Linked DNA regions of Homo sapiens: region 2 is linked to region 1. A link is a loop called in an ENCODE intact Hi-C map of the cell type or tissue named here. Cell type or tissue: CD14-positive monocyte. All regions are shown on one strand.

What was found. Hi-C counts contacts between places; a loop is a spot of excess contacts. Peaks named below come from ENCODE experiments on the same cell type or tissue, not always from the same donor. Only the 100,000 strongest peaks of a DNase experiment are listed, where the experiment ranks them.
Region 2: a loop joins it to region 1, with 2.1 times the contacts of the local background. A loop is called at or near these places in 24 of 110 quality-filtered maps.

What each region holds. Positions count from the first base shown.
Region 1 is chr9:114,336,242-114,341,241 of GRCh38, reverse strand. It overlaps AKNA (AT-hook transcription factor), which reads left to right. Exons shown (of 22, transcript NM_001317950.2): 22 at 3,936-5,000. The coding sequence ends at 4,188. Among named protein-coding and RNA genes, the nearest start is that of ORM2, 8.9 kb to the right of the region's middle. In CD14-positive monocyte, CTCF peaks have their summits at 1,746 and 1,952 (motif pointing left); DNase peaks (open chromatin) are centred at 681 and 1,971; H3K27ac peaks cover 3,261 bases.
Region 2 is chr9:114,492,218-114,497,217 of GRCh38, reverse strand. All of the region lies in intron 1 of WHRN (whirlin), which reads left to right. It overlaps LOC124902254 (a long non-coding RNA gene), which reads left to right and starts at 4,318. Exons shown (of 2, transcript XR_007061743.1): 1 at 4,318-4,350. RefSeq lists a silencer at 2,835-3,129. In CD14-positive monocyte, no CTCF peak of the experiment used is centred here; no DNase peak of the experiment used is centred here; H3K27me3 peaks cover 469 bases.

The DNA of each region.
Region 1 (5,000 bases):
CTGAGAATCCTAACCATCTTCCATTTTCCTTATGGGTTTTCTCCGCAAGTAAGTGATGAGCACTGGGTTTTTTTTAATAGACTTTATTTTTTAGGACAGTTTTAGATTTATAGGGAAATTGAGCAGATAGTCCAGAGAGATTCCCACAATCCTCCTCACTCCTGCACAAACAGTTTCCCCTATTATTAATATCTTACAATAATGTGGCACATTGGCCACGTTAGTGAAGCAATATCCATACATTATTGGTAACTGAAGTTCGTAGTTCCTTCAGGCCGTTTTCCTCCAAAGTCCTGTCTCTGTTCCAGGATCCCATCCACGATCCCATGTGGTATGCGATTGCCATGCCTCCTTACGCCCCCTCGGCTGTGACAGATCCTCAGACCTTCCTTGTTTTTGATGACCTGGACATCTCTGGGGAGTCCTGGTCGGGAATATTGTAGGACTTTTTGCACAGATTCTGGACGTAACATCAGTCAAGCCAGGAGAGGCAGGGCAGCCGAGACAGAAGTGGCTTGGGTTTGGAGTTGGCCAGAGCTACCGTGGAGTCCCATCTGCCCCCTAGTAGCACTGTGGCCTTGGCAAACTAACTTCCTCTCAGAGCCTCCACTTCCCCATCTGTTAAATGGAGGAAGAGTCTCAACCACGTACTTAATCCTGTGCGTGAGGATTAAGTGTGGCACGTGGCAGGAACCAAATGAGAAGTGTGTGGAGTTTGTGGTGCCATTTGGTCACGTGCTCATTGCTGAGCAAACAGTAGCTTCGCCATCACAGAGAATGTTGCTATTGCTCAGTGTTGTCACTAGTAGGAAGAAGAAGGAGTAAAAGTGGGTTCAACATGATAGGATTGTGCAGGGACAAAAGCCCAGTCCCCAGAAGTAGGAAACCTGTCTTCTTGTCTCAGCTGTCAGCAGCTACTTCTCTGCCTGCTTCCCCTGCTGTGAAATGAGTCGATTGGGACTGGATGTCTTCAGTGGCTGTGTTGCCAGAAGCCTGGGTGTGTAGGCAGTGAGGGCCTGCGTCACTGTGAGGGCTGGTGCTTGGTGGAGCAGGGACCCAAGGCGCCATCCAGCCCTGGTCCTCTATTCGGGGACCAGGCCTATAAATGTGCTTTTAAAAATTTTTTATGTATATGTGTTTTCTGAGACAGGGTCTGGCTTTGTCGCCCAGGCTGGAGTGCAGTGGCGCCATCTTGGCTCACTGCAACCCCCATCTCCAAGATTCAAGCTATTCTCATGCCTCCTCCTCTCAAGTAGCTGGGAATACAATAGTGTGCCACCACACCCGGCTAATTTTTTTGGTATTTTTGGTAGAGATGGGTTTCGCCATGTTGGCCAGGCTGGTCTTGACCTCCTGGCCTCAGGTGATCTGCCCGCATTGGCCTCCCAAAGCACTGGCATTACAAGGTGTAGCCACCGCGCCCGGTATGTAAATTTGCTTTCTTGCTGCCCTCTCAGCTGAGTCTAAGCAAGTCGCTAAGGAATCTTCCACTCCAGCAGAGATGAGAACCAATGCTGCATGCTCAGACCTCCAGCAGACACGGGGGAAAGCGCCTGCCAGTGTTCCAACTCATTGATCGGGAAAGGTTTTGCCCAGAATTTGGTGACCCCACGGTAGCCATGGAGTCTTTACTTCTCCTGAGGCCCCATTTCACATTCTTCCAGGCTCAGGCCTGTGGGCAGAACTCACCAGGTTGCTGTTTCCAACTCAGGATGGGCGGGTTATACCTATGCCTCAGTTTCCTTCTCTGCGAAATGGGTTGTGCTGAGGATTGAATGAATTAATGCATGGAAAGCCCATAGTACATAGAAGTTGCCAATAATGATGGTGCTTCTAATGCTGCTAGAATTTGCGCTGGTGACACCCTGAAATTTCTCCAGCTGCTGGTCAGCAGGACTGAACGGGCCCAGTGGTTGAGACCAGTGTAGTTTGGAAAGCGGAGTGGGCCTGTGCTGCCCCCTGCTGGGCAGCCGTCCCATAGCCCCTGCAGCCGAGACTTTCCAGCCCAGAGGGACTTTTTCAGTGTTGGCCCTAGGGAGAGTTTTGGGTAACTTTCAGGCCAAGTTGGTCATCAAATTAACAGAAGGTGGGGGTGTATGAAAACCCAGCCCAGACAGTCCCTACTTTTACAATGGTTCGATTTATGATTTTTCGACTTTACAGCGGGTTTATAGGGGCATAACCCCATCGTAATTTGAGGAGCCTCTGTAGTTACTTACACCAGACGGTCCCTAGAGGAGGGAGTGCAGGCTGCTGTTTTGGGGATGCAAGAAGCCCGTTCATACAGTTCAGATTATTTTATCAGCATCTGCTGCTTGCCAATTAGCACACATTAGATATGTGGGGAGAGTCGGGCCCAGGTGTGAACCCATGGCTGCCCCTTCCAGCTGTCTGACTCTGGGTCTTAGGAGCTCACGTTTATGGAGCACTTACCGGAGCCAGGCAGTGCCAGCTTTTTACCTGAATTTTCCATCAGCTCTAAGCTGAGAGGTTGCTAACTGTGGTCGTTTTAGGTGGGAAAACAGAGGCCTTGCAAAGTGACTTAGCTTGTCCAGAGTCCCATGAGTAGCCCAGCAGAATGACTGGGATTTGGGGCAGGGCTCCAGGGCCTGAGCTGCTAAGGCTGGTGCATTCTACTGCCTCCTGAATCACTTAGCTTCTCTGAGCTCCGCTTTGCTCATCTGTAAAATAAAGATAAAGGCACCAACTGGTACATGGGTACCAAAGATGAGGATGCCAGCCCTGGGCTAGGCACTGGGTTTAACTGTTGGAGGAACTGTCAGACTGTTTTCCACAGTGGCTCCACCATTTACATTCCCACCAGCAGTGCTGAGGATTCCAGTTTCTCCACATTCTTGTCAACACTTGTTGCTATCTGTCCTTTTTGATGTTAGAGGGTGTGCAGTGGTTTCACTTTGCATTTCCTGATGGCTAAGGATATGCATCTTTTCATGTACGTATTGTCCATTTGAATAGCTCCTTTGGAGAAATGTCTGTTTGGATCATCTGTTTCTACACACTGTATAACAATGCAAGTTAGACAGCAGGGGCTCAGGAATAAAGCCAGAGTTTACAGTGTGCCAAGCAAGATGCCAATGAATGACTCTGCTGCGTCCTCCTAAACTTATTCCTGATTTAGGTCCATGCTTCTTTATCTCCCTCCTCCACCACACACACCCTTTATTTAACAGTGCTGAGGCCACACCCCCTCTTGCCCACTGCTGGTTTCCTTGAACCCTAAACTTAGTGGCCCTGATGGATGCCATTGTCACCTCTTAGGGAAATCCGTGCTTCATCTCAATGGGCTTGTCAGCCCATTCCCACAGCACTTTAAAACAACACCTCACATTCCTATAGGACTGGGCTAGGAAGGATGCTCTTCTACCCACTTCCCAGGACATGGGGCCAGACCCTCCCACTCCTGCAGAATCCCTATTATTATTATTATTACTATTATTAATTATTAATTATTGCCTTTCTCCAGCACCCCTTGCTTGGCAAATGGAACCCCCAGATATTCTTCCATGAGGGGGTTTTGCTATCAAGCCTAGGGTGATCCTGGCCTCCCCAAGATCCGGCTCCAAGAAGATTGCAGGAGTCCATGTTTTCTTGTCCCACTGTAACCCCAGAGCCTGGCACGCTGGCTGGCATGTACTAGATGGGCAGTAAATCAGATGAACAGGTAGATTGAACTTCCTGTCCTTGAACACCTGTTCTGGGTCAGGCACTCATGTTGTTATCTTCCTTCATCTTTCTAAGAAATCCCTGGATGTGTGCCCATTATTCCCATTTTAGAGGTAAAGAAACTGAGACCCAGAGAGTAGGAGCCACTGGCCCAGCTGGGATTTAGAAGGGGGTTGACCCCACACACGGTGCTCCTCGGCTTGTCCCCAGCCCTCCCCATGTGTAACGAGCCCACTCACTTCTCTCCTCAGGTACTATGCGCCTGCAGGACCTACCTCAGCCCAACCAGCTGCCAAGTGGCCGCCCACAGCCTCTCCCCCACCAGCCCGGAGACACCGGCACTCCATCCAGCTCGACCTGGGCGACCTAGAGGAGCTCAACAAGGCCCTGAGCCGGGCCGTGCAGGCTGCCGAGAGCGTCCGCTCTACCACCAGGCAGATGAGAAGCTCGCTGTCAGCCGACCTGCGCCAGGCTCACAGCCTGCGGGGCTCCTGCCTCTTCTGACTTCACTGGGGGCCCAGAGGCAGATGGGTGGGTGGGTGGGCAGGTGGCCTGCCAGGCCAGGAGTGGGCTGGAGCTGCTGAGGCCCAGAAGGCCCGCATAGTTCCTCACCAGGAGGGTCTCCCTCCAGCACAGGTCCCGCCTGCTCAGTCCCTGTGCTTTCCAAGTGGAGGGGGTGTCAGCTCGGTCACCAAGAGAAGTGACTTCCCAGGAGCACCAGTCCCCTCACAGAGGTGCTGTGAGCGAGGCCTCCTTCGGTCCAGGCAGAACCTCAGGCAGTCTCTCCTGGTCCTGCATGTGTGCAACTCCAGCTAATAATAGGTATTTTATATACAGATGGACAGATATTTTTTTAAACTGGGGAGTTTTCCTGATCTTGGGTCCTCTTTAGGGGGCCAGACAAGAAAGGCCTACGGTTTCTGGAGCAAACCTGTCCCCCACCTGTGACCAGTCACTCTGGGGCAAGCATCACTGGGAAGGGCATAGCCGGAGACCTTTCTCCTAGTGACTGGTAGTCAGTGGGGCATTTTAGGATGTCAGGGCCCCAGGGTGACATGTGTCCAGCTTTTCTATGGCAGCAGAGGCCTTTCCCTCAGACAAGCTACAAAGTGCCCAGGATGCCATCCACCATGGTCCCCTTCAGTACCTCACGCATGGTCCCCAGCTTCTCCTAGGATCCCAGTGGCGTTTATCAGTGGCCAGCTACCTGCCAGGCCCGGGCTGGGGCACGGTCTGCGGCCATGAGGCCAGGCCGCCTCCCGCACCCCTACCCCGTGGCAGCAGCATACCTCTGCATTTCTGGAATGTGTGTGCAT
Region 2 (5,000 bases), 160 kb before region 1:
AGCAAATATATCAGCCTTCCATAAACAGGTCCCCAAATGTCCTCTTTCCTGGATTCTAAAGCTGTAGGCTGCAGGGAAGAACAGAGTAAAATGATGTAAAAAAGGATATTCCCAAATACCTGTGTGTTAGAGCCTTAGAAGTGGTAATTTACAATGTTAGCTTGCTTAGGAATTAACAAACTCCCCAGCCAGGCCTTAACCATGCTAAAGTTTGGGAAACACTGTCTTCCTTTAGGATTCCTCCATCCCCAACACTGTTTATCCCCATAAAGGCTTGACCAGAGAGGTGAACCTTTCCTGTCCCCATCCTTAACTATCTTGCAGCAAGATTCCACTTGTGTAAGGTCAACTGACGTACTGGAAAATCTGAGGAAGGGTGGTATGTACCCAAGAGGTTAGAGATGGGTTTTGGAGATGGACCTGGGTTCATCTGACAGTGTAACTTGGCTGTGACCTTGGGCAGGTCCCTTTGCCTTTCTGTTACTCAGATATCCTACCACCAAACCTGGCCCATAGTCCTCACAAACATGTCATTGTTGCTGTTGAACATCAGAAATCTGGAAAATATGGCAGTGGAGGTCCTGCTGCAAGCATTGTAATGAAAAATGGTATGGACTGCCTTCGCTTGTCTTTGAAAGTCTTCTGTTATGCCTGCTTAGTTTTTTTGTTTGTTTGTTTGGTTGGTTGGTTGGATTTTTTTAGGTGGCATTGGAAGAAAATACTGGACTCAGGGCCCATGTGATCCACTGTAGCTGTTTGAATTGCAGAGTCATTTACTGAATGTAGTCAATATCCCCACATAGACAGAGTTTCTTTAAAAACGTAATTGCTCCTATCTGGCTTTTGGCATCGGCATTTTTGCTTTATAGCAGTAATAAAGCCTGGTGGTTGAATAGAATTCTGTGTCCCCCCACCGTCCCTTCTGATGATCTGTGAGGCCTTATAGCAATGTGGGTGGCATACCAGACAGTTGCATGACCCAGAGTGTGACAGCATTGTCCCCTGGATCAGCTGCATCCATAACTTCGTTTCCCAGCAACCTTCCCTGATGGCCTCCCCAGGGACCCTGATGAGGAGGGAGAGGAGGTGGCTGTTTTTAGAGCCCATTAAAGCAATTAATGCAGGTGAAATTGGTGATTTGTTAACATGGGCTTCTGCACTTAAAAAAAAAACCCTGTAATTTATTTGAGCTACATCTGAAAAGGTGTACAAAGTCTCATTAAGAGGTTTCTGATTAAGAAAAGAAACGTGGTCCAGCTTTCAGAAATTAACCTCCCATGTGGATAGGAAAACTTTGAAAGTCAGGGGAGGGATTTTCCTTCTGCCATGTCCATCCTCCTGTCCCTGGACGGAGGGGTGGCATCCTTTGTAGTGTTTGGACCCAGTGTACCCTTTTCCTTTTCTTCATCTCTTTCCTTCTGCCTCCCTCTTCTTTCTCTTTAGAGAATCATACATTTCTCCCAAATTTTCCCTGACTCTCTTGAGCCCCTCTCCTCCTGCAAGTCCTTCCAATCCTGAGATTTTTAAGTCTGCTTCTCAGGTCCATATACATGTACAGCTCTCCCTCAAATTCCTCTTTCCCCAAATGTCTGCATCTCCACCCATCTTCTAGCCTTGTTGTCTCTGCACAGGATCTGTGCCTCCTTTTAGTGTATTTATCTATTTTTTAATTGCCTTCTCGTTGTGCTTTCTCTCGCTCTTAAATTGTGGATATTTCCCCTGCTCTTGTTCCCCACTTTCTCCCACTTGAGTATTGCACCAGCCCCAGGGAGGCTGGACTCTCCAGGCTTTACTTCTTTCCAGCACTTCTCAGACCACACCTCCCTCTTCCCCGTCACCACCATTGCCACCAGCACTGCCGAACTGTAGCATCCTCCTGGCCAGCCTGTCTGTCTCCTGTCTTGCTCGTCTGCCCACCGGTCTGATGTCCATCCTGTTGACCGGGTACACTCTCTAAATACATATCTCATCAAGCTGTGCCCTGTCTACAACCCTGCTCTTGAGCTGGGAGCCTGCAGGGCAGACGCCAAGCTCCTCAACCTGGTGTTTGGGCTGCCCATGCTCTGATCTTTACCAGCAGTCCTGTTCCCCAAGTTGTGTCCACTCTTGGCCAAGCAAGCAACATACCCTCCTCTGAAGCAAGGCTTTCACTCTCTCCACCTGTTGACACCACTTATCCTGTTAGGTGCAACCTCAGTACGTCCTCTCCAGAGGACCTGCCTGCTCACCTCTGCCGCTGTCCCCACCCTGAGGAGCCTGCTCTTCCCTCCTGAAACCCGCTCCCCCCCCCAGTGTCATGGCCTTTCTCACTTCTGTCATGACACAGATAATGCATTTCTTGGTGTTTTCTTTTCTTTGTTGCTCATTGTATGATAATAACCTTTGATAGAGGGCTTAGAATGAACCAGACACTGTTTTCAGTGTACGTGTATAAACTCAGTTAAGCCTCATAATCACCCTGTGAAGTTCAAGTAGGTATCATTTTCATCACTTTGTTTTCCAAAATTGCCAAGAGTTTGTCACTTGCCAGTCATCCCAAAGGTGGAAAGTGACAGAGCCAGGATTTACACCTAGGTTTTGTTGACTTGAGGGGTTGCGTCTTTGCCCCAACAGCAGAGAGAAGGGATGCCCCACAGTGCTCGAGCCTGAGCTCCGAAGCCCTGGGTTTCCAAGACTGGCTCTGCCACTTTCTAGCTGTGGGGCCTTGAACCAGCTTCCTAACGTCTCTGATTCTCAGATTCCTCTTCAGTGAAATTGTAATGGGAATAATAGTAAAGTAGCAGACAAGTTACTTACCTTCTCTGTTCAGGTTTCCTCATCTCTAAAATGGGGATACTGATGATTATGCAGACAATGTGTTAAAGCACTGGGTGCATCTATTGGTCTGAACATTTGATGATCATTTACCATGTTCAAACTCCTGTGTTGGGATCTGTTTTCCTACCAGATGCTGCTCTTCCTGGCAGTGTAGAAGGTACAAAACAGATAACACGCACAAGATGTTTACAGTACTTAGCGCACTAAAAAATATCACCACCACTGGGAATCTTCTGTGACATCACAAGCTCTGTGTGGGTTTCATGTAAATCCCCCACTGACACTTCACCATACCCCCCCGGGAGAGGACTCTGAGAATTGGAAGAGGAGGTGACCCATCACGGGCACACAGTCAGGGGCACACAGTCAGGGGTGGTGGGACTAGGATTTGAACCCAGGTATTCTGGCCTCCAAAGTGCATGCTCATTGCCAGGGCTCTCGGCTGGCTGCTAACGGAGAAGCACGGCATACAGCCCAGCGTGGTGCTGGCAAGAGCAGGAGTTCAGTAAATGTGCGTTTCCTCCCTGAGTTTTTTCCTTGTGGAAATGGCTTTGTAGCTATTTGATGAGAAAACCTAGGCTGCAGCTTCCCTGTTCTCCCCTGGGCACACTGTATGCATTTTATTGACTAGATTTCAGGGACAGAGGTGGCATTGGGCACTTTTTCCTTTTTGTTTTTTTCCTTTTTCCTCTCTCTTATCTCTCTCACCATGCCTTGACCTTTGTCAGGTTTTTATTTTGTACGTTGTCTGTGGAAATTCCCTGATAGATAACTGGTGACTTGTGAAATTATCTCATTGAATGGTGGAGTCTCTGAATTTGTCTACACTGCCTGATCAGCACACTTCAAGGATGAGAGGAGGGTCTCTCTCCTGGGCCTCATGTGAAAGGCTGGTGGTCATTAACTCTGCTGTCACAGACTGGACAAGTTAAAGGGGCATTTTGTTTGGTCATAGGAAACAAATGGAATAGAGGAATTTGTCTAGGCTGTTAAATAAAACGTTTTTTCTCCCCACCCCCCCACCCCCACTTTTTTTTTTTTTTTAAAAAAAAGATAGGGTCTTATTCTGTTGGCCAGGCTGGAGTGCAGTGGCGCGATAACAGCTCTCTGCAGCTTTGAACTCCTGGGCTCAAGTGATCTGCTTGCCTCAGCCTCCCAAGTAGCTGGGACTACAGGTGTGCACCACCACACCTGGCTAATTGTGTTTATTTTTGGTAGAGATGAGGTCTCACTATGTCGCCCAGGCTGGTCTCAAACTTCTGGGCTCAAGCGATTCTCCTACCTCGGCCTCTCAAAACACTGGGATTACAGGCGTGAGCCACTGTGCCTAGCCTCTTTATTTTAATTACCTAACATATATGGACTTAATTGTTTTTCTTTTTTTGAGATAGGGCCTTGCTCAGTCACCCGGGCTGGAGTGCTGTGATGCGATCCTGGCTCACTGCAGCCTCAACTTTCCAAGCTCAAGCAATTCTCCTGCCTCAGCCTCCCGAGTAGCTGGGACTACAGGCTTGCGCCACCATGCCCAGCATGGTGTGTATATATATTTGTGTGTGTGTGTGTATTTTTTTTTCTTTTGTAGACGTGGGGTTTCACCATGTTGCGCAGGCTGGTCGTGAGCTCTTGGGCTCAAGCAATCTACCCACCTCCACCTCCCAAACTGCTGGGACTACAGGTGTGAGTCACCACGCTGAGCCTGGACTTAATTTTTAAAACTTGAAAACTTCAGAAAAACGCCAAAAGACCCTCCCCAAGTCAGTAATAATTGTACCCACTCACCTGCCAGAAATAATCACTATTGACAATTAGAGTACCCTGTGTGCATCTGTGTATGCATTTGTATTGGGAATTCTTCCCAAAGCTGCCATTCTGAGCATCGTTATCTAGCCTATTCGTTACACCAAGCGATGTATGATGACTGTGTTCCCACCTTGATAAATGTTTCTACACTGTGATTTTTTAATGATTGCATAATATATCGTAGTGAAGAGGTACATGATTTATTTAACTAATTTCTTCTTGTTAGACAGTTTGTTTTTTAATATTATCCATATTGCTGCTTTAGACATCCCTGCACATTCATCTTTAAGCACATTTCTAATAATTCCTTGGGCTGTCTTTCTAGAGGTGGCATTGGCTCGGGGGAGAGGCGCAATTTTAAAGCTTCTGATTAACTGTTGCCA